3 separate regions of the Homo sapiens genome follow, and regions 2 and 3 are each linked to region 1. The links are chromatin loops, found by intact Hi-C in ENCODE. Cell type or tissue: heart left ventricle. All regions are shown on one strand. Links, peaks and the distances in the headings refer to the core of each region. The heading gives the core; the rest is flanking DNA. Region 1 has its middle 25 kb from the start of BICD2. Region 2 overlaps IPPK (inositol-pentakisphosphate 2-kinase). Region 3 overlaps BICD2 (BICD cargo adaptor 2).

The links. A loop is a pair of places that touch in the nucleus more often than their neighbours do. Peaks named below come from ENCODE experiments on the same cell type or tissue, not always from the same donor. Only the 100,000 strongest peaks of a DNase experiment are listed, where the experiment ranks them.
Region 2: it touches region 1 in a loop (5-fold over the local background); 5 of 110 quality-filtered maps call a loop at or near these places.
Region 3: a loop joins it to region 1, with 10 times the contacts of the local background. A loop is called at or near these places in 102 of 110 quality-filtered maps.

The regions. Positions count from the first base shown.
Region 1 is chr9:92,784,459-92,795,063 of GRCh38, reverse strand. No RefSeq gene overlaps it. Among named protein-coding and RNA genes, the nearest start is that of BICD2, 25 kb to the right of the region's middle. In heart left ventricle, for the core only: a CTCF peak has its summit at 4,092 (motif pointing right); a DNase peak (open chromatin) is centred at 4,103.
Region 2 is chr9:92,646,194-92,656,798 of GRCh38, reverse strand. It overlaps IPPK (inositol-pentakisphosphate 2-kinase), which reads left to right. Exons shown (of 13, transcript NM_022755.6): 3 at 248-343; 4 at 4,160-4,226; 5 at 7,225-7,346; 6 at 8,651-8,740. Among named protein-coding and RNA genes, the nearest start is that of IPPK, 19 kb to the left of the region's middle. In heart left ventricle, for the core only: no CTCF peak of the experiment used is centred there; DNase peaks (open chromatin) are centred at 2,746 and 5,718; H3K27ac peaks cover 1,273 bases.
Region 3 is chr9:92,712,808-92,723,412 of GRCh38, reverse strand. It overlaps BICD2 (BICD cargo adaptor 2), which reads left to right. Exons shown (of 7, transcript NM_001003800.2): 3 at 605-757; 4 at 2,658-3,113; 5 at 3,831-4,874; 6 at 5,465-5,616; 7 at 7,950-10,605. The coding sequence ends at 8,259. Among named protein-coding and RNA genes, the nearest start is that of BICD2, 47 kb to the left of the region's middle. RefSeq lists an enhancer at 5,771-6,150. In heart left ventricle, for the core only: a CTCF peak has its summit at 6,736 (motif pointing left); DNase peaks (open chromatin) are centred at 4,642, 6,732, 7,342, 8,062 and 1 weaker place; H3K27ac peaks cover 1,539 bases.

The DNA of each region.
Region 1 (10,605 bases), core at 942-8,941:
TCATTACAACTGGCCATGACAGGCCAGGCGTGGTGGCTCACGCCTGCAATCCCAGCACTTTGGGAGGCCAAGGTGGGCGGATCATGAGGTCAGGAGTTCAAGACCAGCCTGGCCAATATGGTGAAACCCCATCTGTACTAAAAAATACAAAAATTAGCCGGGCATGGTGGTGAGCGCCTGTAGTCCCAGCTACTCGGGAGGCTAAGGCAGAAGAATCTCTTGGACCTGGGAGGTGGAGGCTGCAGTGAGCGGAGATCATGCCACTGCACTCCAGCCTGGGAGACAGGGCAAGACTCCATCTCAAAAAAAAAAAAAAAACGATTGACCATGACTCGGTAATTCCTGGGCTTCAAAGTCAGTCGCCTTGTCTTAGTTCACAGGCTTGTATTGCAGGACTGGCTTCTGTTATATAGCAGGGCTCACATACTCTCTCCTACAGGGATGTAGGTGGTATTCAGACTAGTTCCTTTTCCTGCTGATTATACTACAGGATGTGGGTTATCCAGAGCAGAGTGCATTGGTCGAAGTTGCAAGAGCTCTCAGAGAGCTTCCATAGGTTTGGAGACCCATACGATTCCCACAGGTGGGCCCCTTGAGCCTCAGCAACCAGGACAGAGGGCCACTGCCCCACGGCCACTTTGGCCTCCATCTGTAACAAAATAGTCAAGTAACCCTGTTGGATCTAGGGAGAAGCCCTTTCCCAACACTGGGTGCTAGCTTTACCCAACGTTACCCAACCCACTTCACCGAAGCCTCATTGTCCTCCCAGGCTGACTCCCACCCCTTGCTCCCTTTAATCTGCTTATTTTTTTCAATAAATTTTTCCCCACTGAGTGCTACTCTTCATCAAAAGCAAATTCAGGCCGGGTGCGGTGGCTCACACTTGGAATCCCAGCACTTTGGGAGGCCAAGGTGGGCGGATCATTTGAGGTCAGGAGTTTGAGACCAGCCTGACCAACATGGTGAAACCCCATCGCTACTAAATACAAAAATTATCTGGGCGTGATGGCGGGTGTCTGTAATCCCAGCTACTCGGGAGGCTGAGGCAGGAGAATAGCTTGAACCCAGGAGGCAGAGGTTGCAGACAGCCAAGATTGCGCCACTGCACTCCAGCCTGGGCAACAAGAGTGAGATTCCCCCTCAAAAAAAAAAAAAAAAAGCAAATTCAGCTCATCCCATGAAGCCGAGGCCAGCACCCGTCTCCCCTAAGGCCCTTTTCTGTCTGGTGGGCCAGTGTTCAGGCCACCATGCATGCTGTTGCCACTGTGTCCTCGTGGCTGAGCGCAGTTAGGATACATGTTTCATTACTCAAAAGTATTGGGTTTCCCCATACTTGCATTTTGTAAGTCGTGGTCACACCTCATTGTCATTTAGTCTGAATATGTCATAGAGGTTTCCATTGTCTTACTTGTGCATGGAGGGGCTGCTCCCTTGGGGAATTTGGACCCACCGGGTGATGCCTACTGCTTTAGTTCCATCACCATCCCAGTGGTTTTTCCTGGTTTGTGTAAGAGCTTTCCATTCACAGAACAGGGTGGTTTGTGTCTGTGCACAACACACTGTGGCATGTTGGACAGGCCACCATTCTATGTCGTCCAAGATAACCAGGGAGAACTTTGTAAGCCTCTGATCACCTGGGTTTATAGTTACACAGGAGTCAGTCAACCAGCAATCATACACTACACAGTCTGATGCCCCAATAGGGAGTAGTTCCCAAAAAACCCTTCCCAAAAGATACCCTTTGTTGTAGATGTACCCTGAAAAGTCAGAGTTGAAAGATGCTAGAGTTCCACTTGGTCATCGTCGTGTGACCACAGTGTCTCTGACAGTGATGTCACTAGGTTTGCAGGTTGCTATTCGACCTTGTCAGATTCCTAAAACAGGGATGGTTTGACAAACACACAAGTTTACCCTTTCAGGCATCTGGTATAACTGTGCTAAGAGACAATATAATTCCCTTGCTCTGAGCTTACCTCGAGGCACCAATATATTGTTGGGTTTCTCTCATTGCATAACCCATTTATTCATTCCTTTGCCCTCAGCTACTATTTCTCCTTCTCTCCATTTGTCATTGATTTTCACCCAACTTTCACACCTTTAGAAAGGATGAAGGGATGTTAGGTTCATCCACTGTGTAGGCCCAGATGGCCAGCAGTGTAGGCCCAGATGGCCAGCAGCAATACCACTTCAGCAGGTGCCTCCCGCAGGGCCATTTCCAGTCATGTAAGGTAGGGCTGCAAAGAGACGAACTGTGAGGCTGCCCTGACCACCAGGAGATACAGCTGCACTCACTGTCCACCTCTGATTTGCCAGATGCAGTGGAGGCACAGCTATCCCATCAGACCTTTAGGATTTCTGACACAAATGTTAAAAGATATAACAACTGTTTCTCACTTAAGAATCATTCCTGCCTCTGGCCGGGTGCGGTGGCTCATGCCTGTAATCCCAGCACTTTGGGAGGCCAAGGCCGGCGGATCACAAGATCAGGAGTTCGAGACCAGTCTGACCAACATGGTGAAACCCTGTCTCTACTAAAAATACAAAAATTAGCTAGGTGTGGTAGTGTGAGCTTTACCTACCCAGTGGCAGATGCTTCCAACACTTGCAGCTGTGGGCCTGATCTCAGGCTCTTTTCAGCAGGTAGGAGACAAGAAAGTTGAGGTGCTGTTGTGAAGAACTGCATAGTCGTAGCAGCATCCTTCCCGGCCATCTTCCCCAGATCACCCCAAGAGTGGAGGGATCTATCTAGTGGGGATCCTCCTTGACCACCACATGTTAAGTGTGAGCACACATGCATGGAGGTGTGTAAGCCTTCACGCTTTTATCTCTCCCCATGTAAGATAACAAACATTTCCATTGCCCATTTCAATTCTCTCACAAACTACTCTGAGGATAATGTGCAGCATGATATACCCATTTGATGGGATGTCTCCTTGCCCTGTGTAGGTTGTAAAGTGTGTTCCTTGGTCCGAAGGTATGTAACTTAGTGACACACATTGATACAGTGACTTCTGCTCAGTACTTTTATAGTATCTTGAGCATTTGCATCTGCCACTGGGTAGGTAAAGCTCAGTCCAGAGTAAGTGTCTATTCCTGCCAGAACCCATTTATAAACTCCCTCCAGGGCTACCAGCAGGGGTCCCGTACAGTCCACCTGCCAGCTGCATGTGCGGTGTTCTCCCTCTGGGGAATCTGCCCCTTAGCCACCTGTGGTCTCCATCTTCTTGTTGTCAAGGCATTTCTTGTTGGCATTTGTGTCTCTGAGGGTGCAGGAGGGACATGTTTCTGAGCAGCCCATCCCTGCACTGTCACCCACTCCTTTGTTGAACCTAGGTGGCCACCTCAAGTTTGTTCACCAGGATATCCACCTACCGGATCTGATCACAGATCCTGGGAGGGATTCTTCAGGTGGGCATTGATATGACCTACTTTAATGTGCCCCTTAAATTCCTGCAGTGCTGTGCTCCATGTTGGCATCCCTTCACAGCCCAGTTTGCCATTGCCCCTCTGCCTGGTCACATGGCCAGGCCATTGGCCACTGCCCATGAGTCAGTAAAAACCCAAACACGAGCTCTTATGATTGTTCCATTCTTTCATCGCAGCAAGAAACGCAGCATGCAGTTCATCTAGCTGGGCTGATTTGTTCTTGCCTTTTTCAATATGAGTTTTCCCATTATTGCTCATGATGTGGTGGCCTTCAGATCTGGATGTTGTCCATCCACCTTGAAACTGCCAACCACAAACCAAATAGCTCTTTGTTGTCCATTGAGAGCTGTTCATGGGGCACCATCCATGATGCCATAGACCTGGCAGATCCTCAGCTGGTTCCGAAACCGGCCAGAGGGGAAAAGCCCTCCTTGCATTCCTCTGTATCATGCTCCTGTAGAAACCATTTCCGTTTTATTATGGAACTCTTCTGAGCAGTGCCTTCCTTATTGAACTGTATCTCTGCCATCCCCCAAGACAACATGTGTATTTCAGGCTTTAAGATGAGAGTATGTCCTTCAGTCTTAGGGGCAGTTTCAATTAATGCCCAATCGCAAGCTACTACCTACCAGGTCTGGGGATTTCCTGGTCCAAAATCCCAGTGGTCACCACTGGGTGGCACTCATGCATAATGTTATTGCACAGAGACCACAGTACCAGGATTCCAGCCTCCAACAGGTTATTAAAGTGAAAGTCTCTTTGCCCACCAAGCATTTTACACTTTTTCAAATTAACAACCTGTCTGGGCTCAGGCCCGTGGGTTCCCATTTAGCGTGTCCAATTAATATGGGCCAAAGGGCAAACGTCCGTGCCTTCTGCTTCACAATACTAGATACAGACCTGTTCCCCAGTCGGACATAATACCCATCCTGTTAACACATTCAGGTAAAGGAGGTGCAACCACTTCACATAAAGTCCATTCAAAATTCCTATTTTCTTCCATATTTTCACCTTAATTACATCAACCCATCAACCATTGAGATCGTGAGAGTAGGGCCTTAATGATGATGTGGAGGTTCACACCTGTAATCCCAGCACTTTGGGAGACAGAGGTGGGTGGATCACTTGAGGCCAGGAGTTTGAGACCAGCCTGGCCAACATGGCAAAATCCCGTCTTTACTAAAAATACAGGCCGGGCACAGTGGCTCAAGCCTGTAATCCCAGCACTTTGGGAGGCCCAGGTGGGTGGACCAAGAGGTCAGGAGATCAAGACCATCCTGGCTAACACAGTGAAACCCCATCTCTACTAAAAATACAAAAAAATTAGTCGGGCATGGTGGCAGGCACCTGTAGTCCTAGCTACTCGGGAGGCTGAGGCAGGAGTGTGGTGTGAACCCCAGAGGTGGAGCTTGCAGTGAGGCTAGATCATGCCACTGTGCTCCAGCCTGGGCAACAGAGAGAGACTCTATCAAAAAAAAAACAGAAAACAAAAATTAGCCAGGTGTGGTGGTGCACACCTGTAATTCCAGCTACTTGGGAGGCTGAGGCACAAGAATTGCTTGAGCCAAGGAGGCATAGGTTGCGGTGAGCTGAGATCATGCCACTGCACTCCAGCGGGACACAGAGTGAGACTCTGTCTCACTAAATAAATAAATAATGATTTTTTTTTAAACGAGGGGATTAGTGTCCTTATAAGAAGAGCGACACACCTGAGAGCTAGCATGCTGGTGCCCGAGCTCTCTCTCACTCAACCCATTGTGAAGACACAGTGAGAAAGCTGCCACTACAAGCCAAGCAGAGAGCCCTCACCAGAACCCGACCTTGCTGGCACCTTGATCTTGAACTTCCATCCTCCAGAACTGCAAGGGAGTAAATTTCTTTTGTTTAAGCGCAGCATGTGGTATTTTGTTATAGCAGCCTCAACTGATGACACATGTTTACACCATCTGACCTAGGTTTGGGTTGACCCCAGAAGACCAAATTCGACTGGCTGGGACTGAGAAGGGAAGAGAGCAAAGTCCAGTATGAAACCTAAATTCTAAGATGACTTTAACTCTTAACAGTTTACTTCATTACTTAATAGGAAAAACGTAAACTCCTAAAGTTGTCTTACATCTGAATTTTGGGAGATGGAATGACATGTAGTGAAGGTGAGGGATCCTCCCGTTTCTACTTAAAACATTAAGGCCATTCAGTGGCTTTAATGAAAAGACTAGGCAAGCTTTCAACTTAGACACTGTCTTTCTCACAAGTTCTGCTAAAATTTCCTATTAATATGTTCAGTGTCTGAATTGAATTTTGTGTTAGCCCACATGGTACCTTCTCATTGTTTTCAGTATTCAGCAAGTGGCCCACTTGACAGCTTCTTTCCATCTAGAAGCTTCACTTTCTCTCTACTTTCCAAAATCTAGACAGGAAAGTTAACTCATAAAATCTAAAAATGATTTTAAAATCTTGTCACTGGTAGACAGAGAGAGCACTACCTACCATCCTAAAATGGTACAAAGACTGCTCCTTTTAGTTTTTCTTTGTAAATATCTGTGGTCTTCAAAAATAGATCATATTTCAGCTACACATATTAACACCCACACAAAAACATTACATTTTATTTTAGCTTAAAAGTGAGCATACTATATGGACTTTTAAAATAATACAGCATGAAGTCTTACTTTTCCCCACCATGATCCACTTCAAAGCCATCTGTAATGTGTCAGCCACTTCTGTGAGGTCAGCCATATGTGCATTACATGAAACATGCTTATGGAAATATTAAAAATTAGAAATCATTTAAAAGTGCATCTCAGGAAGCAGGTGCACACTCTTACAGAATGTATTTGTAATTCTTTTTTATTTTATTTTATTTTATTTTATTTTATTTTATTTTATTTTTCTTGAGACAGAGTCTTGCTCTGTCTCCAGGCTGGAGTGCAGTGGCACGATTTCGGCTCACTGCAACCTCTGCCTCCTGGGTTCAAGCAATTCTCCTGCCTCAGCCTCCCCACTAGCTGGGATTACAGGCATGCAACACCACGCTGGCTAATTTTTGTATGTTTAGTAGAGACGGGGTTTCACCATGTTGGCCAGGATGGTCTTGATCTCTTGACCTCGTGATCCACCCATCTTGGCCTCCCAAAATGCTGGGATTACAGGCGTGAGCCACCACGCCTGGCCTATAATTCTTTTATAAACATTATGTGTTGAAAATGGGACATATTAATCTGTAGAAAGATAACTGTACAACCTAAGAATACTCACAATTTATTTCCTATACTAAGATACATCAAATCCTAATTAGATACTCCCTTCTTGCTGTTTTTAAGCATTTAAACAAAAATGTTAAAGCTGCCAGATTTTTTAAACTGTAAATAACTTTTAAACTGTGCTCAGAGTTAGATCTCAATAGACTTTTTTTTTTTTTTTTTCAGATGGAGTCTCACCCTGTCGCCCAGGCTGGAGTGCAGTGGCGCGATCTCGGCTCACTGCAAGCTCTGCCTCCTGGGTTCATGCCATTCTCCTGCCTCAGTCTCCCGAGTAGCTGGGACTAGGCACCCGCCACCATGCCCGGCTAATTTTTTTTCTTTTTTTTTTTTTTTTGTATTTTTAGTAGAGACGGGGTTTCACCATGTTAGCCAGGATGGTCTCGATCTCCTGACCTCATGATACGCCCGCCTCGGCCTCCCAAAGTGCTGGGATTACAGGCGTGAGCCACCGCGCCCAGCCCTCTATAGACATTTTAAAAATAGAAACAGAAAACACTTTTTTAAAAAGATATAAAAATTAAAGTTAACATGAAAATTAAGCATTTAAAGAATGATTTTATGCTTTCAATATGGAATAACAGGGATCAGATTTGCCTTTAAGCCTGTAACAAATAAACAGAAACAGATGAAGCCTATGAAACAATTCTTTTCCGACACTGGCCCTTGGAGGGTGGTGAACAGTGTCCTGGGAGGGGAGACTTACAACTGCCCCCAGCTCATGGCCTGGAGACAGTATTCAGGGTGCGGGTCCAGGAAGAGACTCTAGGGAGAGCTGGTGGTCCGCTGGCATTGAGAACAGGGAGTTGGGAGCCTGGGGAGGCCAAGGAGAGAGAGTTCCCAGGGCAGGGTACCTAAGAGGAGAAAGCTGTGCAGATGAAGAGAAAGCTCTGAACGATTTCAGAGGGTCCCTTTTGAGTCCTCAGCTGAGTGCTAAGCAGTGTACTTAGTATGAGGGAAACCACCTGAGGCTGGGGAAAGACCCACCAGAAAGAAGCAGAGAGGCTGCGCTCAGTGGCTCACGCCAGTAATTCCAGCACTTTGGGAGGCCAAGGTGGGAGGATCACCTGAGTTCAGGAGTTCGAGACCAACCTGACCAACATCGCGAAACCCAGGCTCTGCTAAAAATACAAAAAAAGTAAGCCGGGTGTGGTGGTGGGCACATGTAATCCCAGCTACCCGGGAGGCTGAGGTGGGAAGATGGCTTGAGCCTGGGAGGTGCAGGTTGCAGTGAGCCAAGATCACAGCACTGCACTCCAGCCTGGGTGACAGAGAGAGACTCTGTCTCAAAAAAAAAAAAAAAAAAAGAAAAAGAAAAAGAAAAAAAGGAACAGAGAGAACAAACGTCAGAAATCCACAGGACAGGAATAGTTCCCGCTGCTCCCACCAGCCAGAGAAGAAAACCTCTTACTTCATCAGAGAGGGCATCAGATAGGGTACTCAGAAGTGGTGAAATTAGTCCCTGAATAAAGATTGCTCTGGTCTCACATTACATAGCTTAAGAGCATAACAGTTGGGAAGATCAAGCTGTTTACAAGTAACTTAACTGCATCCTTGAACACTGTTCAATAATATTCATAGGAATTCAAAAGGAACCAGCACCAGCAAGGCAAAATCCATGATGTTTGGCACACAAAGGAATAGGAAACTAAGACTCATAATGAGAAGAAACATCTATTAATATAAATAGACCCAGAAATGACCCAGATATTGGAATTAGCAGATAAAGACACTGAAATAATTATCATAACTGTATTCCATATGTTCAACAAAAATCAAACATGTTAGCAGGAATATAGGAAATTTTAAAAAGATCCACATCAAACTATTTGAGGTGAAAACATTATGTCTGAGCTGAAAAATACACTAGATAGGATTAACAGAAGATTAGACAATGCAGAAGAAAAGACTGGTGAATTTGAAGAAATAGTAATAGAAACTGTCTAAAATGAAACACTAAAAAGACTTAAGAAAATTAATGGAGCATCAGTGAGTCGTTAGACAAATTCAATCAGACTAATGCACATGTAGTTGGAACTCCTGCAAGAGAGAATAGAGAAAGGGAACATTATTGAAGAAACAGCCCCAAATTTTCCAAACCTGATCTAAAAAACTCTAAACCAGTGGTTCTCAACTGGGGGTTATTTTCCCCCTGAGAACATTTGGCAATGTCCAGAGTCATTTTTGGTTGTCACAACTACCCGCCTTTTGTAGGCAGAGACCAGGAATGCAACTAAATTTCCTATAGTGCACAGGACAGTCTCCCCAGGCCCCATAGGGCTGAGGTTGAGAAACCCTGCTCAACCAAGAAGCTCAATCAACCAAGAAGCTCAATCCAAGAAGCTCAATCAACTTCAAGTGCAACATAAAATAGAGGAAAACAGCACCAAACACATCATAATCAAATTGCTGCTTAAAACCAGTGATAAAGAGAAAAATCTTAAGAGCAGCCAGAGAAGGCCAGGCATGGTGGCTCATACCTGTAATCCCAGCTCTTTGGGAAGCCAAGGCAGGTGGATCACCTGAGGTCAGGAGTTCGAGACCAGCCTGGCCAACATGGCGAAACCCAGTCTCTACTAAAAATACAAAAAATTAGCCGGGTGTGGTGGCAAGTGCCTGTAATCTCAGCTACAGGCTGAGGCAGGAGAATCACTTGAACCTGGGAGATGGAGGTTGTAGTGAGCTGAGATCATACCACTGCACTCCAGCCTGGGCAACAGAACAAGACTCTGTCTCAAAAAAAAAAAAAAAAAAGGAGCAACCAGAGGAAAAAGATATAGTATTACAGAACAACAAAAATAAGAAACAGCAAATTTTTCCTCAGAAACAATGCAAGACAGAAGAGAGTGCAGCAACATCTTTGATGTACTGGGGGCTAAGGATGGGGTTATCAACCTTCAATCAACCTTCAATAAGCAACTAAAATATTATTTAAAATAAGGCAAAATGGTCTGGGCGCGGTGGCTGAGGGAGACCGCTACAGAGGGAGACCCTAAAAAGAAAAAGAAAAGGCAAAATAAAGACTTTTTCAGACATGGTGAAAGTCAAGAAATTCATCACCAGCAAACTTGTAGTATAGGAAAATTTTTTTTGTTGTTGAGACAGAGTCTCGCTCTGTCGCCCAGGCTGGAGTGCAGTGGTGCGATCTCCGCTCGCTGCAAGCTCCGCCTCCCGGGTTCACCCCATTCTCCTGCCTCAGCCTCCCGAGTAGCTGGGACTACAGGCACCTGCCACCACGCCCGGCTAATTTTTTGTATTTTTAGTAGAGACGGGGTTTCACCGTGTTACCATGTTAGCCAGGTTGGTCTTGATCTCCTGACCTCGTGATCCACCCACCTCGGCCTCCCAAAGTGCTGGGATTACAAGTGTGAGCCACTGCACCCGACCAGAAATTTTTTTAAAAAGTCCTTCAGGCAGATGAAAATGATATCATTTGAAATCTGCAAGGAGAAATAGAAAAATCCACAATAATAATCAGAGATTCCAACATCCCTCTCTCAACAATTAAAAGAATGAATAGATAGAAAAAAATCAGCAAGGACATAGAAGACTTGAATGATATTATCAATCAACTTGATCTAATTAACATTAATGAAATACCCCGCCCAACAGCAGTAGGAATGCTTTTTTTTTTTTTTTTTTTTGAGACGGAGTCTCACTCTGTCGCCCAGGTTGGAGTGCAGTGGCGCGATCTCGGCTCGCTGCAAGCTCCGCCTCCCAGGTTCCGCCATTCTGCTGCCTCAGCCTCCTGAGTAGCTGAGACTACAGGCGCCCGCCACCACGCCCGGCTAATTTTTTGTATTTTTAGTAGAGATGGGGTTTCACCGTGTTAGTCAGGATGGTCTGGATCTGACCTCGTGATCCGCCCGCCTTGGCCTTCCAAAGTGCTGGGATTACAGGCGTGAGCCACCATGCCCGGCGT
Region 2 (10,605 bases), core at 1,006-9,005, 140 kb after region 1:
GGTCCTCAGACTGCTACCTTCCCAAGTCTCTGGGCCGAGGAGGGTGGCATGGCTGGGGAGGGACGCTGGTGAGGAAGGGCACTGGGGACCTTCCCCTGGGTCTGAGGGCTGTCACCCGGGTTCTGTCTGTGGCTGGGATGTCCCCCTTGCTTGTGGTGGGGTCCGTGGTGGTTTTTGCCTCTCCCCTCAAGCAAGGCTCTGTTGGGAGGTCCCATCACGAAGGCTGTCCTGTGGTTGTCTCTTACAGACCTCGGAAGAGATATTTCAACACCTGCAGAACATAGTGGACTTTGGGAAAAATGTCATGAAGGAGTTTTTGGGGGAGAACTATGTTCATTATGGGGTAAGTGCTTTTTATTCACATCTGAATTCTTGGGCATGTTTTGCATCAACACTGCCAATTTCCCGGTGATCTTTGGAACTTTGTGCTTAATGATAACCCGCGTCCAGCTAGTCTCCAAGTGTTTCTCATTTGCTGTGCTGGGTGGCAGCAGAGTGGATACTGCAGTTTCTCTTTCCTAGCTGAGAAGCATGGGGTTCAGAGGGCCCACGTGAACCCCTGTTCTCCAGGGCCCGTCTCTGCCAGCCCTCCTGAAGGCTCCTGCTGGGTGAGGGCTCTTGAGCAATGCCCCTCAAGCAATGGCATTGCTCTCTGCCCCTGGGCACCTTTGAACACAGGAGGCCCTACATGGGAGGGTGGTGGCACCTGCTGGGGCTGTCCTGGGGTCGGCTTATCACACCCAGGAAGGGCCTCCGCTGCCCAATGAATGTTAAAAGCTGGGGTTTAGAGAAAAGCCGTGGGAGCCCCTGGGTGTTGCCGCCTGTGCTGGGGTCTGTGGGAATGGGACTAAGATTGCCAGCCCTGGCTCACTTCTTGCCTGGGCCTGTTCTCTGAGCAGATCTGTAGTTTTGAGACCTGGACAGGCCCCTGGGTCCCACCCTTCTGCAGCTGCTGTGGGTGTTGACTTGCCTCTAGCCTGTTCACTGCACTGTTGTGATGTTGGGAGTGTTTGGGGGTCACAGTTCCCCTGTTAGGAAGATTCATGCAGTTTTTTCCCTAGGGCATATCCCTTAGATGGCTCTGTGCCGTGACAAGTTTTCTCCTTGAGGAAGGAACATTCTTGGAGGCAAGATCCACCAGAATCCTCTGTGGCAGGAGGACTCGTGTGGTGATGGCCCTTGTTGGCCAGGGGCATGGGATTAGACTCGAGGTCCCATTGGCAACCTGGTGGGGTGAGCGTTAGGGACTGCTCTGAGGGGACAGGATAGGGGAGCATTTCCAGCAATGAGCAGTCTGGCTCCAGGTTTGTCCTCAGTGGGAAGGGTCACAGTAATGAACCCACAGCAAACAGGGCTCAACCCACAAGGCCGCCTGTGAGCGCATTTCCTCTGCCTTAAGATACCGACAAAGTGAAGCAGAGCTTGCTTGCCCTGCAGGTGAGCGTGTCCCAGTAGGACGCCGCTGGGCTCTGGCGCAGTGGGAAAGTAGGTGCAGAGCCCATTCCAGGCTGACGATGCACCCCTCAGGGTCGCTGCATCTGCAGGGCCACACAGGGCCACGTGAGGGAAGAACAGATGTGTCGGTGAGTTAGGCAAAGCGTAGTTTCCCTCCTGTTTGTTGTGGGGCAAGATACAACCAGCCCTGTGATGAGACCGTGAGACAGAGCCAGGGACAGCCACACCCTGGCTCCCAGCCCTGCCCGGTGGGTGTGGCGCTGGTCTGGGCCTGTCTCCAGTGCTGGGTGTGGGAGCTGGAGAGTTTAGGAAATGGGGAAGGGGCAGAAGCTGCTTGCCTTGTTCTTCCACTGTTGCTCCTTACATACTGGAGGAACCTGAAGGCTCAGGAGTTCCACCTCGCTGCTGTGGGCCAAATCCTGGTGAGGTTGGACGCTCTCTGGCGCCAGCCTCAGCTCCGTTGGAACCTCGCATGCTGACAGTTCTGTGCCGTGGCCCAGTTTTCAGGCTGGGGACATGAGTGAAGGGACAGCCAGGCTGGCGGCTCTTTGTCCTTCTGAGCAGTTGTCCCTTTGCCATTTAGAGGGTGATGCCTGGAGGTCCTCCCACATCTCAGCTCCCAGGTTACAGGGAGCTCTGTGGGATTCCAGGGGACAGCTCCAGGATGGGATTTCTGTGGGCTTTCCCTCTGGTCCTCTTAGGTGAATACCTTGTGCAAGAGCTGGTTGGTGCGTCCTCACGTGATTGGATGGTGGCGTGGTCCACACTCGCCAATGTAGTTGGACTTTTAAGAGGATGCTTACTGTCAGTATTTGTTTGTTTTTGTTTTTTATCTTGCTCTGTCACCCAGGCTGGAGTGCAGTGGTGCGATCATGGCTCACTGCAGCCTCAACCTCCCAGACTCAAGTGATCATCCTGCCTCACACCCACCCCCAAGTAGCTGGGACTACTGGTGCGCACCACCGCACCCAGCTAATTTTAGTTTTTCTTGTGGAAATGGGGTTTCACCATGTTGGGCAGGCTGGTCTCGAACTCTTGGGCTCAAGTGATCAGCCCGCCTTGTCCTCCTAAAGTGCTGGGATTATAGGTGTGAACCACTGCTCCAGGCCAGCGTTTTATTTTGACTTTAAACACAGATATGCATATTATAAAATCAGTGATTTACAGCTGTTGGAAATAAACCACCGAGGTCTGCTTTTCACCTGGGTGACTGTGAGTTCAGGCCATGCATGGGCAGACAGCGGTGTGGAGGGTCGTTGCCCTGTATGTGGACCTGAGACCTGCGTAGCTGCTGTGTCTCCCAGCCATATGTGCTGTGGGGTGGGGGCCAAGGCAGAGTGACGGCCTTGTGTGGTTTTGGGCGATGGTTCTCACACGCGAGGCATCCAGAGTCGGCATGCGTGCCTTTTGTGCTTTTGCTTTCTTTGGAGTGGAGCCAGTACTTGGACTTCTTGAGATGATCTAATTTACGAATTTTCTTTTTTTGTTGTTTTTGTTTTTGAGACAAATTCTCGCTCTGTCGCCCAGGCTGGAGTGGCGTGATCTCAGCTCACTGCAACCTCTGCCTCCCAGGTTCAAGCAATTCTCCTGCCTCAGCTTCCTGAGTAGCTGGGACTACAGGCGTGCGCCACCACACCCGGCTAATTTTGTATTTTTAGTAGAGACGGGGTTTCACCATGTTGGTCAGGCTGGTCTTGAAATCCTGACCTTGTGATCCACCAGCCTCGGCCTCCCAAAGTGCTGGAATTACAGGCATGAGCCAACGCTCTTGGCTTCAATTTACAAATTTTCGAATGTTTACATTCCCCACTCTTGTCCATTGTGTCACCTTACCTAATTCTGTACTAAGTTTATAGTAAGTCATATTTTGTTAATTTATAGCATGTTTAGGTAAATGACAAATCAGAAGTGAAACTGGCACAGCCGACTGGGAATGGACAGGGGTGGTGGTGGAGGGGCATGGATGTGACGGCGCAGGGTGGGGAAGGCATGATCTCTGTGGGCAGGATCCCAGCATTCTTAGCCTAGCAGATCTCCTGTGTCCGTTTGGGACTTTTTCAGAAGTCACAATTCTGCCACCCTAGAAACACGAGAGGACAGGGAAGATGGTAAGCAATGTGGCTTAAATAAAAACCTTTCATTTGGGAAACTGCACAGAAGAGCCATGTGGAGGGCAGTGCTGGGCATTGGTTATACCACGTCCTTCAGGGCTGAGGAGGCACAGGCCATCTTCCTGAGACAAGTGATTCTTCAGATGCTGACCTGCTCCTCAGGTGGAAGCGTGAGGTTCTCAGGTTGTCTGAGTGGTCAGTAAGGGTCTTCCATGTGGTCTAAGAACTGCTCTGGGTCCATAAATGCTGTAGAGACCAGAAGGGGGCTCGGAAGGGGTGCTTTGTGGCGAGAGAAGCTGGCTTTGAGGCTGGTCACCACCGTGGGCCCAGCCATTCTGAGAGCTGGCCACCCTGATTGCAGTGAAATGTTGGTGTCTCTATTTAACCTGGACATGTCCTGAAAATAATAGAGCAGCTTTTATTCCCAAAATCCACACACTGATTTTTTTTTAAGCAATAAACTTTAAAAAATATTATAAATTACACATAACATAAAAACCAACAGCTCAACTGTTTTTAGGCATGCAGTTCTGTGGCATTGTGTTCATGTCATTGTGCAATTCACACTGAGAATTTCATGTATTTTCTTACAGGAGGTCGTTCAGCTACCTTTAGAGTTTGTGAAACAGCTTTGTTTAAAGATACAATCTGAAAGACCAGGTAAGGGTGTTTAACTTACAGATATTGTTTGTAATTTAAAATATTCCATTTGAAAAGTGTTTGAAATGATTACCCATGTTAGGTATATGCATTTTTCAGTAATCCTTTTTTTTTTTTTTTTTTTGAGACGGAGTCTCACTCTGTCGCCCAGGCAGGAGTGCAGTGGTGCGATCTCGGCTCACTGCAAGCTCCACCTCCCGGGTTCACACCATTCTTCTGCCTCAGCCTCCCGAGTAGCTGGGACTACAGGCGCCTACCACCATGCTCGGCTACTTTTTTGTATTTTTAATAGAGATGGGGTTTCACCGTGTTAGCCAGGATGGTCTTGATCTCCTGACCTCGTGATCCACCCACCTCGGCCTCCCAAAGTGCTGGGATTATAGGCGTGAGCCACCGTGCCCAGCCAGTTTTCAGTAATTCTTTTGCCAGAAACTTCATTATCAGGGATAGAAATCCTGGGAGCTCATGGATACAATTCTCTGTATCAGAAAACCACAGCACTGCACAGAATATGTGATGAAGAACCAGTAAAGGCAGGTGCGGTGGCTCTCGCCTGTAATCCCAGCACTTTGGGAAGCTGAGGCAGGCAGGTCACCTGAGGTCAGGAGTTCGAGACCAGCGTGACCAACATGGTGAAACACCTTCTCTACTAAAACAAACAAACAAACAAAATATATATATGTACAAAAATTAGCTGGGCGTAGTGGCGGGCACCTGTAATCCCAGCTACTTGGGAAGTTGAGGCAGGAGAATCGCTGGAACCCGGGAGGCAGAGATTTCAGTTAGCTGAGATCACGCCACTGTACTCCAACCCCAGGTGACAGAGTGAGACTCCGTCTCAAACAAACGAACAAAAAAGAACAAATTAATACCACAGAAAACAACATGAGGGAGGAGCTGGAGGTGGAGGGTCTGGGGCAGACTTAGGAACGGGAAGGGTTCCCAGAGGCCTGGGAGAGGCAAAAGGAAACTGAGGTGACCTGAGCTTCAGGAGGGAGGGCCTGGCCCAGGAGGGTCTGCAGCCCAGGGAGCTGTCCCCAACCGGAGTCTAGGCTAGGTCTGTGTCCTTCTGAGGAACAGGGAATCCAAGGGCCTTCTGTGGCATCACCTTCCCCATCCTCATGTTGTCCTTCCCCAATCCCCTCCCATCCCTTCGCCTCTCCCTTTCTCCTCCATCCCCACCCACTCCCTTTTCTGCACTTGCTGGTGGCCTTATGACAGGAATCAGGTCAAACCTTTTTTTTCAGTCAGTGATCAAAGAGATAAATTTCGTGAGTTGAGGGTGGAAATGCCTCTGCCCGGAGCACAGCCAGGCAATGAGGGTGTGGAATTAGCCAGTATAAAATTTTTTCCTGATTTGATTTGGAAAATGAAAGCAAACCATTCTCTGGGTCTGCAGTCTCTGGCTGGGGCAGGGAGGAATGGGCTTCACACTGCAGGAAAGGCTGGGGAGGCGGGAACGCCACAGGACAGTGGCTAGGCTCCAGTTCTTCCTCTCGGTGAATGCAGTCTGAGCCCGGCTCCAGGGTGCTGTCTGCAACTGCTCTGCTGCTCAGCCTGCCATTTCATAACAACCGTGGGAGGTTTATCACACCACAGTGATAAAAACCAGACTTGGAGTAAGGCTCATTATGTTAAAGGAGGAAAGCCTGTCCCTGGGGTGCCTGGAGCCCAGGCTTGTTTGGTTCTGTCCACACCACGGGTTCCAGCAGATCTGGTGCTGGGGAAATATTGGTGCACTGGGGACTGGGAAGGGCCTAGATGTGAGAGAAGGTAGAGCCTGCAGCCCCCTCCTCTTCAAGTTCCTGGGCTAAGGGTGTTGTGGAATTAGGGGACCATCCCCAAGACCACCCTCAGGATTGATAATACGCTAGAAGGACCAACATAACTCACTGTTTTACTTATGGTTATGTTTTATTGCAGGAAAAGGATAAAGATGGGACCAGCCAAGGGGAGAGGTGCAGGGGTGGGGTCCAGGAGAGACCTGGCATGAGCTTCTGGGTCCTCTCCTCAGGGGTGGTGTGGGCAGTATTCACTCTCCCATATGGAGTGTGCCCACCAGGAAGCTCACCAGGCATTGTTGTCCAGAGTTTTCACTGGGGCTCAGGCACATCGACATGGCTGACCATCGGTGTGGCTGACTGCAGTCTCCAGCCTCTCCAGAGTTTGAGCCGATACCATAAGGCGTGAAGCTACCCCCTACATAAACCAAGTTATTTTTTGTTTTTGTTTTTGTTTTTTTTTTTGAGATGGAGTCTTGCTCCTTCGCCAGGCGGTAGTGCAGTGGCGCACAATCTGGGCTCACTGCAACCTCCTCTGCCTCTCTGGTTCAAGCAATTCTCCTGCCTACGCCTCCCGAGTAGCTGGGATTACAGGTGCATGCCACCACGCCCAGCTAATTTTTTGTATTTTTAGTAGAGATGGGGTTTCACCATGTTGGCCAAGATGGTCTTGATCTCTTGACCTCATGATCTGCCCACTTAGGCCTCCCAAAGTGCTGGGATTACAGGTGTGAGCCACCGTGCCCGCCTTTTTTTTTTTTTTTTTGAGACAGAGTCTTGCTCTGTTGCCCAGGCTGGAGTGCAGTAGCACGATCTCGGCTCACCACAACCTCCGTCTCTAGGGTTCAAGCAATTCTCCTGCTTCAGCCTCCCGAGTAGCTGGGACTGTAGGCACGTGCCACCATGCCTGGCTAATTTTTGTATTTTTAGTAGAGACGGGGTTTCACTATGTTGGCCAGGCTAGTCTCGAACTCCTGACCTCATGATCCACCTGCCTTGGCCTCCCAAAGTGCTGGGATAACAGGTGTGAGCCACCTCACCTGGCCTAAACCACGTTGTTACTGTGTGTGTCCCACAATCCCCAGGGAGACATGAGGTTTTCATCAGGTACAGAGATGCCCCCTGGAACCAGGGACAAGGCGGGGCCTGTTTTGGGCAGGGATCATCTCATCTCTCTCACTGACCTTGCTCTGTGTGACCCTTGCTCTGTTTTCCAGAGTCTCGCTGTGACAAGGACCTGGATACTCTCAGTGGTTACGCTATGTGCCTTCCTAATTTAACCAGACTCCAAACCTACCGCTTTGCAGAGCACCGGCCGATTCTGTGTGTAGAGATTAAGGTGACCTGTCGAGGGGCAGATGGTGTGGGTAAAGGGGAAAGGTCAGTCTTGGGTAGTAAGTCCAAGAGTCACGTGCCTTGGGTTCCAGTTCCCACTGAAGTGAGTGGTAGGCACCCTTGGCTCCTGGAAACTCCACTTGTTTCTGTCCTTCCACAGCCCCCACCTGCGTTCTGGTTCCTGCCATGGCTCCCAGATCCCAGGTTTAGGCTCATTCCTGGTAGCTCATGATAGAAGACCCCACCCACCCTGCATGCCTGGGCTAAAACAAGCCCTGGTTGAGGGTCACCAGAGGGAAGCGCGTTGGGTCCCCCTGACCCGTTTTCCTCAGAGGGCACAGCTTGCCAGGGTCCTCTGGGTTCTTCCTCTGTGCCCCTCCCTGCTGGCCATGCCTGCTTGGTGCTTGGCTGCTGTTTGCTGTGCTGCAGGAGCCCCATCTGCAGGTTGCCCTGTAGACTGGGGAGCTCTCTTTGTCCTGCTCAGGACGAATTTTCCTGGAGGCACAAAGGCCAGTGTGACCCTCAGAGGCACTGGTGTGTCATGGCCAGGAGTCCTGAATTTCTCTGGTGCCAGGCAGTGGGGGCTGGATGGGCCAGGGCCCCCCTTGCTTCAGCTCTCTGCTTCCCATGTCGGGGGTGGCTGTCAGGGTCCCTCAGGAAGCTGCCTCACATGCCCTGGCCTTTGTTCCCCTCCTCCAACTCTAAGGCAGCAATTTCTGGGTCACACTCCTGGCCTGAGCTCATGCCTCCTGATCCTCCTCACTTGTGGGTGGATGTTCTGCTTCCCCAGCCACCATCTCCAGTGCCCGAGGCTCAGCACAGGCCTGCGTGTGGTGTATGCTCAGAGGCTGCAGCTTTTAGAGGGCACTGGGGCTTCCTTGACCTTCTGGGAGCCTAGCAACTATCAGATGGGCCTCTGTCGGGCCATGTGCTAGTGTCAGTGGGAACAATGGTTCCGATTCTTGGAGCTGGGAGTCCTGGGTCCATCTCTACTACTAGAGGCTTGCAGTCACATTCTTGAATGAAAGCATGAAGCTATTGTGTGTTGTGCTTGTGTTGAGCTAGTGCAGAGGCACCACTGACCCTCCCCAGTGAGAGTTCCGGCCGTGGGTCCTCTAGCGGAGATGTTTGTGTGATCTGATGCAGGAAGTGTTGTTCCCGCTGGGAGGTGCAAATGAAAACAGCTTCTGGGGCCATTTATGCCTAATTATCTTGCTGCACTCATTATCTTGTAGTCAGTGATATGTCTATTTAGAGGTATGTGATTTCTTCCTAAATATTTTTCCTCCTTATTTGTTTATTTTACAGCCAAAATGTGGGTTTATTCCTTTCTCGAGTGATGTCACGCATGAGATGAAGCATAAGGTCTGTCGATACTGCATGCACCAGCACCTCAAGGTGAGAGCCAATGCCCAGCTGTGGGCTACTCTAGCTGCACGCTGGGGATCTGGGCTGAGGCATGGACACACACAGTTTTCAGAAGAGTAAAAGAAAATATGGATATTTTTAGTTGACATTTTATTTCACAAAGTGATTCATGTTCAACTTTTTTATTTTTTAAATTTAGAGACAGGGTCTCTGTCACCCTGTCAGGCTGGAGTGCAGTGATGCAATCATACTCACTGCAGCCTCCACCTCCTGGACTCATGCAGTCCACCTGCCTTGGCCTCCCAAAGTGCTGGTGTGAGCCACTGCGCCCGGCCCGTGTTCACCAGATTCACTCTTTTAAATATATAATTCAGTTTTAGTCTCTTCACAAGGTTGTACAATCACCACTTCTATCTAGTTGCTGACATTTTTATCACTTCAAAGCAAGGTGTCTTCCTCTTTCTATGAATATGGTATATTACATGATTTTCGCATGTTGGACCAACCTTGCATTTCTGGGATAAATCCCAGTTGCTCATGGTGTATAATACTTTTATATGCTGCTGAATTCAGTTTGCTAGTTTTTTGTTGAGGGTTTTTGAATCATAAGGGATGTTGGTGTGTAGTTTTCTAGTGGTGTCTGGCTTTGGTACTAGTGTAATAACTGGCTTCATGGAATGAGTTAGGAATTATTTTCTTTTCACTCTCCAGTTTTTTGAAGGAGTTTCAGTATTGGTATTGATTCTTCTTGAAATGTTTGGTAGAATTCACTAGTGAAGGCATTTGGTCCTGGGATTTTCTTTGTTAGAAGATTTTTGATTACTGATTCAGTCTCTTGTTACCAATCTGTTGAGATTCTCTTATTTCCTGAGTGGGTTTTTTTGGTAGTTGTGTGTTACTAGGAATTTGTCCATTTTCATCTAATGTGATGGCATACAGGTCAGTAGTAGTGTCCCCTTCTTTCATATCTGACTTTAGTAATTTGGTTTCTGTCTCTTTTTCCTTGGTCTAGCCACAGGATTGTGTCATATTTGTTGATCTTTCAAAGAAACAACTTTTGGTTTTATTCAGTTTTCTGCTCCCCTCTCCCCCATTTTCTATTTCATTTGTCTTCACTTTAATCTTTACTGTTTCCTTCCCTGTGCTTGGATTGGGCTTAGTGTGTTATTCTTTTTCTAATTTTATTTTTTTATTTTTTTTGAGACGGAGTCTCGTTCTGCACCCAGGCTGGAGTGCAGTGAGTAGCTGGGACTATAGGCGCCCGCCATCATGCCTGGCTAATTTTTTGTATTTTTAGTAGAGACGGGGTTTCACCATGTTAGTCAGGATGGTTTCAATCTCCTGACCTCGTGATCCACCTGCCTCGGCCTCCCAAAGTGCTGGGATTACAGGTGTGAGCCACCGTGCCCGGCCTCTAGCTTTTTATTGTAGAAAGTTAGGTTATTCATTTAAGATCATTCTTCTAATAAATCTTTAAGTAACTGCTTTCTCTTCATCCCATACATTTTGGTATGTTGTGTTTTCATTTTATCTTAATTCATTCTCTGATTTCTCTTTTGCTTTCTTCTTTGACGAACTGATAATTAGGAGTGTTTACTTTTTACACATTTGTGAGTCAAATTTTCTTTTGTTACTGATTTCTAGTTTCATTCCACTGTATTTGGAGAACATTGTTTGCATGATTTCACTCTTAAAATGTATTGAGACTTGTTTTGTGGTTTAACATAAGGTTCTTCCTCAAGACTGTTCCATGTTTGCTTGGGCAGAATGTGTAACCTGCTGTTGCTGGGTGGATTTTCTATAGATGTGTTCGGTCTAGTTGGTTCATAGTGTTGTTCAAGCCTTCATTCTTGTTGACTTTCTGCCTCGTTGCTCTGAGTGTTAATTTAAGATAA
Region 3 (10,605 bases), core at 1,782-9,781, 72 kb after region 1:
TTGTAGCATGTGTCAGTACGTCATTCCTTATTGTGGCTGAACAACATTCCATTGTGTGGAGAGACCACATTTTGTTTATTCATTCATCAGTCAATGGGCACTTGGGCTGCTTCCACCTTTTGGCAAAATGAACGCTGCTGCTGTGAACATGTGTGGACCGGTTTCTGTGTGGGCATGTGTACATTTCTCTGGGGTAGACCCTCTGTGTTTAACAGTTGCAGCACCTGCAGGCTGTTTGCCAGAGCACTATACCATTTATATGCCCACCTGCGCACTACTGTGTACATGCCCAATAATAGAAGGCAGGAACTACTTTTAACCCCATTTTAATTTAAAGATGAAGAAACCAAGGGTCGGAGCAGGCAGTCACGGGTTCCCAGGTGAGAAGGGCTGAGGGAATTTACTCTGGAACCTCTGCAGTCCGCTGTGCACTCTGGCATACTGCTCTGGGCTCCCTCTCCTCTCCAGGCAGTCACACTGGCACCTGCAGGCCAGGGCTCTTGAGTTCTGGCTGTATGGCTGGCCATGGCGTGCCTGGCTGCACTGAGCCCCTCTCGTGCCCTGTGGAGGCTGCTCATACCTGCCTTTCCCTCTCCCCCAACAGATCAACCAGAATGTGGAGATCCAGCGTGGCCGCCTGCGGGATGACATCAAGGAGTACAAATTCCGGGAAGCTCGTCTGCTGCAGGACTACTCGGAACTGGAGGAGGAGAACATCAGCCTGCAGAAGCAAGTGTCTGTGCTCAGACAGAACCAGGTGAGTCTTGGGCCTGTGGGGTGGAGGTGGCACGTGGGTTAACTGGGCCTTGAGGACCTCTTGCTCAGCCCCTCTCCCTGTTGGGAAGGGGTTCCTGTCTTATTCCACACACCCGAGGCCCAGGGCCAGCTTTACCACTGTGGAGGCAGGGGTATACTTGGTGGGACCCAGACTCTCCAAAAGATGAAACTCTGGCTGCAGTGTTTGCTGACATTGGCCAGGCTGAGGTGTCCCAGCCAACAAAAATGAAAACAAAAATCTGAGAGGTAATGAAGAGGTTACACCAGAAAACCCCAGATTGGACTTTGAGACTCCCCCATCAGGTGCTGACCATGAGGCCTGCAATATTCCTGTGTCTCTGCCTGTGACAGGGACAAGGAAGGTCCTCTCTGTCTGTGACGGGGATGAACAGGAACCCCTCTGTCTCTAATGGGGTCTCAGAGGGACCCCTGACAGGGACGAGTAGGGTCTCTGCCTGTGACAGAGATGAATAAGGAGGGTCCCTTCTCTTTGTGATGTGACTAAATTGTCATGTGCTCTGCTGTTCTGCCACTCAAGGCCTGAACTTGCTCTTCTCTCTGCAAGAGCCACACTCCTGCATGGTGGGGAATGGGAGTCTTTTCTCTCCCAAAACTTTCCCCAGAATGCCATGGATGTCTTCCTTGCTTTCCTCAAATCCTCTACCACCAAAATCCTCTGAGTCTCACCATCAGGGAATGTGGTATTTATGCCCGGAGGAGGAAGCTCATGTGTTTATGCAGAGCTCCTAGCCTGGTCCTTCTGTGACAGCTCGAGCTCATTAACAGTCTTAGCCACTGTCTACATTGTAAGTACCATTTGGTCATTGGTGCTGCTGTTGGCAGAGCCCAGCGCATGGTGGCCTTAGGAGAAGGGAAACTGAGGCTTGAGGCGACCCTGTCCTCAGGTTGGCGCTTAGTGGAGTCTGACTCTCTCTCCCTCTCTGGGATTCCTCACCTCCGCATTTGTGGTGCTGGGACTGAGGGCTCCATGCCCACCTCCTGTGAGCACACCTTGGATGTGGTAATGGGTGTCCCTTCCGACCCAAGACCCACAGAGATGTGCTCAGCACTTCCTGTTACTGGTTTGTTTCTTATTTTTTTCTCCAAATATTACAGAAAAATAAGAAATAGTTTTAGCAATTGCCCACAAATTCTGAGCCTCCACATCAGGCATCAGTTTCTATCTGCTTTTTCCTTGCCCACCTGCAGATACAATTTTCATGTAGACAAGACTTTGATGTTGCTTTTCCCACCTACCTTCGAGCTCCTCCAGGTCTGGGTGTCATGTGCATGTGGAGGTTTAGTGGTTGAGATGTTCTGCCTTGCGGGGAGTTTCTGTTCCTTCATTTTGAACTATGATTAGAAGTCATGATCATAGCACACATTGAAATATATTTTTATGTATCTTAAGATATTTAGTTAACTGTTAATGTTAATTAAATAACTTTATAGAATTTTTAATCAGCATGCACTTGGTAATATTTGTGAATGACTTAATACAAGGTTGGCAGCCTTCTATGGATGGATGTGTGTTGTTCTTGGTGCATCTCCACACGTACAGTCCTGGCTTGGGGCCACCTCAGACATTTGTGCTCCCCTTGCTGTGTCTGCTGGTCCCAGCGGTGGGTGGGCTGGGCTGAGCATTTCATTGCATTCGCATCTCATGCCCTGGAACCTTCTTAGCATCCACATCTCTGAGCAGAGGAAGCAGTCTTGGCCTGGACGGGCTGCCACCCTTCCCAGGATGGCACCTCACCTGGCGCTTCATCTTTTGCTTCATAGTGGCCGGAGTTGGTGTGCTGGTGTGTTTTCTTCATTTATGGGGCCTGAAAGGAGCTTCCACATTGCATTGATGCAAGAGCGTTGACTTCTCTTCCCAGGTGGAGTTTGAGGGCCTCAAGCATGAGATCAAGCGTCTGGAGGAGGAGACCGAGTACCTCAACAGCCAGCTGGAGGATGCCATCCGCCTCAAGGAGATCTCAGAGCGGCAGCTGGAGGAGGCGCTGGAGACCCTGAAGACGGAGCGCGAACAGAAGAACAGCCTGCGCAAGGAGCTGTCACACTACATGAGCATCAATGACTCCTTCTACACCAGCCACCTGCATGTCTCGCTGGATGGCCTCAAGTTCAGTGACGATGCTGCCGAGCCCAACAACGATGCCGAGGCCCTGGTCAATGGCTTTGAGCACGGCGGCCTGGCCAAGCTGCCACTGGACAACAAGACCTCCACGCCCAAGAAGGAGGGCCTCGCACCGCCCTCCCCCAGCCTCGTCTCCGACCTACTCAGTGAGCTCAACATCTCTGAGATCCAGAAGCTGAAGCAGCAGCTGATGCAGGTGAGCAGGCAGTGGGGCCTTCGGCACGCTGTCCCCACTCCAGGTCTGCAGGGCTCCCCGAGCAGTGCTTACCTGACACTCTGCTGATGTTAACTTTCCCTTTTCCTTACGTTGATTTTATCTCCTGCATCATTACGGTAAATGGAACTCCAGGAGCACACATAGAGGAGTCTCAGAGAAGTGGTTTCCTGGCACTGCAGCACCCACATTGCTCCCCTGTTAACTACGTGGTGTCAGGGTGAAGTGATGAGACACTGGCCCACATGTGATCCCTGCACGCAGGCCAGGTGTCAGGGGCCCACCATGGTCATGCTTGGGCTCATCCCCTGGGACATGGATCCCTGTTGATCCAAGGCAACAGAGTCCTGTCCTCCGAAGCAGAGGGCTAGGGTGCTAATATTCCCGACTACACACCCAGCCAGCCTAGAGCTCCACTTTCTTAGCCCAGATCCCCTGTAGCATGGTTGGGGAAAGAGCCTGCGTTGAGGGTGACCACCATTACTGGTGACGGTTAGTGTTCTGAGGGCCCAGCATGAATTCCATTCTTTCCACACCCTGTGTGTCTTTGTCCACCTCACTGACAGCATGGCCAAGGAACCTGGGGCTGACAGCCTGCCCTGACATGGGGTGGGATGTCACTAGGCCATCTTGGGGGTCCTCCAAGCTCTCGGGGTCCATAGCAACTGACATGGTGTCCTGCTGCCTGTGCCTTTGCAGATGGAGCGGGAAAAGGCGGGCCTGCTGGCAACGCTGCAGGACACACAGAAGCAGCTGGAGCACACGCGGGGCTCCCTGTCAGAACAGCAGGAGAAGGTGACCCGCCTCACAGAGAATCTGAGTGCCCTGCGGCGCCTGCAGGCCAGCAAGGAGCGGCAGACAGCCCTGGACAACGAGAAGGACCGTGACAGCCATGAGGATGGGGACTACTACGAGGTGGACATCAACGGGCCTGAGATCTTGGCCTGCAAGTACCATGTGGCTGTGGCTGAGGCTGGCGAGCTCCGCGAGCAGCTCAAGGCACTGCGCAGCACGCACGAGGCTCGTGAGGCCCAGCACGCCGAGGAGAAGGGCCGCTATGAGGCTGAGGGCCAGGCACTCACGGAGAAGGTCTCCCTGCTAGAGAAGGCCAGCCGCCAGGACCGCGAGCTGCTGGCCCGGCTGGAGAAGGAGCTAAAGAAGGTGAGCGACGTCGCCGGCGAGACACAGGGCAGCCTGAGTGTGGCCCAGGATGAGCTGGTGACCTTCAGTGAGGAGCTGGCCAATCTCTACCACCACGTGTGCATGTGCAACAATGAGACACCCAACCGTGTCATGCTGGACTACTACCGCGAGGGCCAGGGCGGGGCCGGCCGCACCAGTCCCGGGGGCCGCACCAGCCCCGAGGCGCGTGGCCGGCGCTCACCCATCCTCCTACCCAAGGGGCTGCTGGCTCCTGAGGCGGGCCGAGCAGATGGTGGGACGGGGGACAGCAGCCCCTCGCCTGGCTCCTCACTGCCATCACCCCTGAGTGACCCACGCCGGGAGCCCATGAACATCTACAACCTGATCGCTATCATCCGTGACCAGATCAAGCACCTGCAGGCAGCCGTGGACCGCACCACGGAGCTGTCACGCCAGCGCATTGCCTCTCAGGAGCTGGGCCCCGCCGTGGACAAGGACAAGGAAGCGCTTATGGAGGAGATCCTCAAGCTGAAGTCGCTGCTCAGCACCAAGCGGGAGCAGATCACCACGCTGCGCACTGTGCTCAAGGCCAACAAGCAGGTGAGGTGCCAGGCAGCAGGGGCACATGTCACCTACTACTGGCCTAAGGGTGTTTCCCCCTTGGCCTCCTTCCTCCCCCTGCCACGGGGCCCCCCCAGGCCTGCGTCACCACCAGACAGAGCCAGCCCCATAGTAGCTCGACTGCCTACCCTCCCCTGCTCAGGGCCCCCAGCTGGGAGGGTGGAGCAGGCAGGTGGGTGTGAGGGCCCCTCAGCAGAGCTGCTCAGCCAGTGAGAAATGCCGCTGCCCTTGACTCACTGTGACTGCCTCGTAGTGCTTCCTGATACTGGAGGGAAAACATGTGAGAGCCATAGTCTGAGCTGTGGAGAGCAATTGTGGGGCTTCGTGGAGGTCCTGTTGGCAGGTTTAGGGGCAGTCCCTCCTCTGCCAGTCAGAATCAGCAGGTGGGACTCCCCATGGCGTAGCTGCTGGAGTCCATCCCCAGGGTTTGTCACAGGGAGGGGCCTCCCAGGAGCTTTCTTCCCAGGCACTGCCACCACTTCAGACCGGGGCTCCCGATCCTGCTCCCAGAGCACCTCTAGGCTGACTTCACGCCTTTCACTTTTCCACCCTACACATCTGTCCCCCAGACGGCCGAGGTGGCCCTTGCCAACCTGAAGAGCAAGTATGAGAATGAGAAGGCCATGGTTACCGAGACCATGATGAAGCTGCGCAATGAGCTCAAGGCCCTCAAGGAGGACGCAGCCACCTTCTCCTCGCTGCGTGCTATGTTTGCCACCAGGTAACCGTGCTGCTGTCGGGCCCTCCCCTTCCACAAGGCCAGCTGTCCTCAGCACTTGCCTCTGGAACCCTTAGCCTCTCACTGCCTCATGCTGAGGCCTGCAGCCCTGACTAGTCAGTGGCTGTGCCCAGCTCCATCAGGGCCAGCATGGTACGAGGTTGGGGAAGCATGGCCCCTGGCACATCTCTGGCACACTGGTGCTCAAGTTGGTGACAAGAAAGGGTGAGGCGATATGGGGGCCACATGGGGTTGGGGGCCCCTAGCTGCTGCACCTCAGCTTCCTCCGAGGTCACGCAAGCAGTTGCTGGAGCATAGGGCATGCCTGGCAGGTGCCCACATGTGGCCGGGGATAGCAGAGCGTGTGTGATCCTTTTAATGTTCCTTTTGCACCTAGCCCAGCCCCCAGGAGCCTGGTTCTGTGGCGCCGGTTCCATTTTGCTGTGAATGAAACCGCAGCAGGCCCAGGCTTGTCTCTGCTTTGCATATATGGAGACTGAGGGCAGAAGGGCTGAGGAGAGCAGATCCTGGAGTGGATGGGCCAGAGTTGCATAGCTTCAGGGGATGCTTGGGCTCCCACCCCTTGAATCCAACATTTACAGGGACTTAACTTGGGGCCAACAGGTGACAGAGGAGTCCTGGCCTTTCCTCTCATGAGGTATTTGCCCCCAAGAACTTGGCCATATGGCACAAGTGTGTATTTATGTTTGTAGATTCAGAAGGAAGATTATCCTCCTGGCTGGAGCAGGTCACTGCTGGGGTCCACAGTTCGGGTCCCACCTCTGTGCATAGCCCTGTACCTCTGCGTCATTGTGACCGCTGGGTACTCACCTCCCATCCTCTACTTTGCCAATCTGGGGAGGGTGAGGAGAGGGCCGGGGCTTGGAGGAGACCAGCTTTCTTTCTTCCTCTGTGGAGGGCTCTTAGTAATGGGCTCTGAGGTGGGCTGCCCCTGGTGGGTGCACACCCCTCCCTGGCTGGGACTCAGACCCCAAGGCTGGGAATCGAGGCTCCCTAAGTGTTCACAGGCCTCTGTGGGGCAGGTCCTGGTTTCAGCATCTTCCCAGGTGCCCCCTGACAGGTACCGCTGTCTTTCACTTTCCAAAGATGGGTAGCGCCACCTGCTGGGTCATGTTGGGATAGCACCATGGGGTCAGCCCTGCATGGGGGACAGCCAGGCCCACCATGGGCCCAGCAGATAACCTAGATGTTTCCTTTTTATGGGTGAGCAAGCTGAGGATCTGAGCTGGACAGGGTGGGAACTGCATGCACATAGGGCCTGCTTCTCTCAAGCCTGGTGCCGTGCACTCCCAGTTTCTCAGTATCCCTGCAGGACGTGCCAGAGCAGGGTACAGACAAGGAAGAGTCCCAGGATTTCTCTGGAAGCGTCCTGTCTTCCTGGGGCTTGGGGAAAAAATCCCACAGTTTCTCAGTATCTGGCATGTAAACCCTACCTTTTAAAATTTGTTTTATTTAAAAACTTTTCAGATGGAGCCAAGATTTTGAATCTGCAGGGATCACAGCTCTGTGTGCCCTCAAAAGGGTGGGCAGCAGAGTCCTTGGAGAGGGTGCTATCCAAGGGCCGGCTCCTGGCAGGTGGGGACAGGCAGAGTAGGGTGCGTGTGGGCAGGGTGGGGCTGTGCTCAGTGCCTGCACAGCCTCACCGCCCTGGGAGCCCTGGGATTTAACCCGCCCTTTGTCTCTACCAAGCCCCACCCATATGGGACATGTGGAAGAAGGGCATCCAGGGACAGACCACACCCTCCCACAGCTCCGCACCCGGGTTTCAGGATGAAGCTGTTGATGGCGTCCACACACGTGGTTCCTTGGCTCTGGTCAGTGCTCAGCACAGACTGACGAAGCATCGACCTTGGGAACAAGCCCAGTCCTGCTTAGATTTACATCCACACCCTAGAAGCCATGGCTTCTCCATGTCTTGATGCCCCAGGCCACCTCGAGGCCTTTAAGCGGGGAGAGCGCCTCCTAGAAGAAGCCCAGTCGCTGAGGGGCATAGCCTGTTTGTAAGCACTACATGCAGCTGAAAGAGCAAAGCAGCCCCTCCCCCACAAAACCACAAAACTCAAGCCAGCCTCATAGGGCTGCCCTGCCTGGGCCCAAGCCTCCCTCTCACCCTTATCAGGGATTTGTCCAAGCAAAGCCTGTGCTAAAATAAGCCAGAATAATTCTTCCCCAGCCACACCCTCCAGTCCAGAGGCCACATTGAAGGATGGCTCTGGTATAGGGCTGTCAGAGGGCCGTGCAGCTTAGCCCTGCCCTGCCCTGCCCTCCTCTGCTCGGCTCTGCCCGCCCCTCAGTCATGTTTTTGGTACCCACAGGTGTGACGAGTACATTACACAGCTGGATGAGATGCAGCGGCAGCTGGCGGCTGCTGAGGACGAGAAGAAGACGCTGAACTCGCTGCTGCGCATGGCCATCCAGCAGAAGCTGGCGCTGACCCAGCGGCTGGAGCTGCTCGAGCTGGACCATGAGCAGACCCGGCGTGGCCGTGCCAAAGCCGCCCCGAAGACCAAGCCAGCCACACCGAGCGTAAGTCACACCTGTGCCTGTGCCAGCGACAGGGCCGAGGGCACCGGGCTGGCCAACCAGGTGTTCTGCAGCGAGAAGCACAGCATTTACTGTGATTAGGGGCTGTGGGGCGCCGCACGCTGCAGCTAACATCTGCTTCACCTCAACTAACCCAGCAGCAGCGGGACGGCGGTGCTAGGTCAATCTTAACGTGACTAATGCACAGAGGGTAGGAGTCTAGCCGAGGCGCCATGGGGCGTTGCATCAGCAGGACACTTGTGAGAGCTTTGTGTCGCTTCTCACTCCTCAAAGCCCCCTCAGGAGCACCCAGTCCTCAGCTGCTCTCTTAGGTGGGGGTCAGAGGTGGGGATAGAGCTGCACATTCTTGCAGCAGATGTGTGATGAAAGCATCTTCTAAGCCCTGCGCACCCGTGGGGAAACCCAAGGGAGGAGTCCTGGTCCTGCTCCCTCAGCACCCAAAAGGGGCAGAACCTGAGTTGAGACTTGCATGTTCCTCGCATGTGTCTAATGTCAGCACTAGAAAGCAGTTTTAGGAGGTTCCAGCCTGCAGCATAGGTACGACCTCAGAGGATGGCTTTGCACTTGGCATAGTTTCATGGAAAGGAGTACGTTGTAGTTTATGCAGTATCTGACTGCAAATCATATTCAGGAAAGAAGTGCAGAATTTCTTCCCCAAGCCCAGAGAAGAGCAGCCCTGAGCCCCTGTATTCTGCTGGCCAGACACACATGGCACAGACACAGCTGACCATAACCCAGGAATCCAGAGCTCGGTTTCTCATTTCTGAGATCAGGATGCTTGTATAGTGGCCTGTGAGGTGACAGATTGGCAGGGCCCAAGGCCCCAGGTTTTCATTTTTCATGAGAAAAGCTTTCCAAGTGCCTGGCCAGACCTTGGTCCTTAGTGCAGAGCCCGTCCTTTTGTACTTGGGGTGACCCCAGCAGCCAATTATCCGGCCTTCCATAGGGGGTTCAGTCCCAAAGACATGGGGCTTTGAAAACCCTAGCCTGAAGTCTGAGCCACCAAGGGCTTGGCTGGGTTGGACACCCACAGGTGTATCCAGAGCCCAGCCCGGTGCTGGGAAAGCTTTGCATAGGGCCAGGGCCACTTGTCAGGATTCACAGGTAGGAGATGTTTAGGTCTCTTTATTTAGTGCAATCTGGGGGATGGCAACAGAGAAAGAGGAAAGGTAGCTGTAGGGTTCTCCCATTTCCAGAGGCTCCATCCACACCTGCCTTCCCACATTCTGAGCAGAACTTTTCTCAGTACTTTTTTCCCGATCACCCTGTGGGACCAGCTGGACCTGAGGCTGCAGTCTTCTCTCCTGCAGGCTGCTTGCCTTGTCTCTCATGCGGAAGAGGCATTCGAGTTACCTGGTGAGAGACCGTGTTGCCCCCTCCCACAGCTCTCTGCCCTGCGCGTTCTTCCCTTTGGTGCCGAGTATGTTTCGGTCCCCTCCAGACTCCAGGACACGCCCATGTATGTCCCCTGCGTGTTCATCCTGGGCCCAGATCCCCCTGCCCCAGCAAGACTCGCAGTGGGATGGCTGCTGGCATGCCCACCCTGCATGCGCTTTGCCCTCTCCTTGCAAGCCTGGCACATAGCTTCTCTCCATACTCCTAAGGGACTTTGCAGACACCCAAGCCACTGGGACCCCTGCTAACACATGCAGGTCTTCTCTTCTGCCAACTAACGTGCTCGCGCCCTCCCAGCACGTGGAGAGCTTCAATTGTCAGATAAACAGGAAGCGACAGATGACCGCTTTCTAACGCTCTCTTTTCTCCCGTTTTCAGCTGTAGAGTAGCTGCCAGGAGGACTTGGCCACCCGGCCCTGTCACACTGCAGCCCCTTCCCCTTCCCTCTCGTGGCCCACAAGGAGGAAGGAAGGGCAACCTAAAAGCCCACTTAGAAACTTTTTGGATATGCCACTGCAATTCTTTTCAAAATAGCATTCCCCAGGTTTTTAATGGGAGGAAAAAAAGCTTTAATGTTGAGCATGCTGCGAGCTGCTGCGTGGAAAGGCCTCTGTATGGGCCGAAGACCCTTCTTCCCTGGCTGCCAGGCTCGCCAGGAGCCCACTGGAAACGCCCACCACGGGGGCTCCTTGTTACACATGTTCTTTTTTTATCCGATCAACCTGTGCACTTTTGATATTTTGATATTATATTTGCTTCCTTAATTCCTCGCGTAGAGACGGTCTCAGGTGCCGTGGTCTATGCTCGTGGTCCTGTAGCTGTCCGCCTCAGCTCCCACCGTGTTTGTCTGGTGTCAGCACGAGGCAGAGCTGTGTGCTCCATAGCGTGTAGCTTTAGACTCGGAGATGAGTGCTTTGACCCAGCGAGGAGCTCAGCTAAGTGTATCCACGCTGTGGTTCAGCAGCCTTTAGATCATACGGCATTGTGGTTCATGTTTGAAATTACAGATTTTAAATGCCATGTTCATTAAGA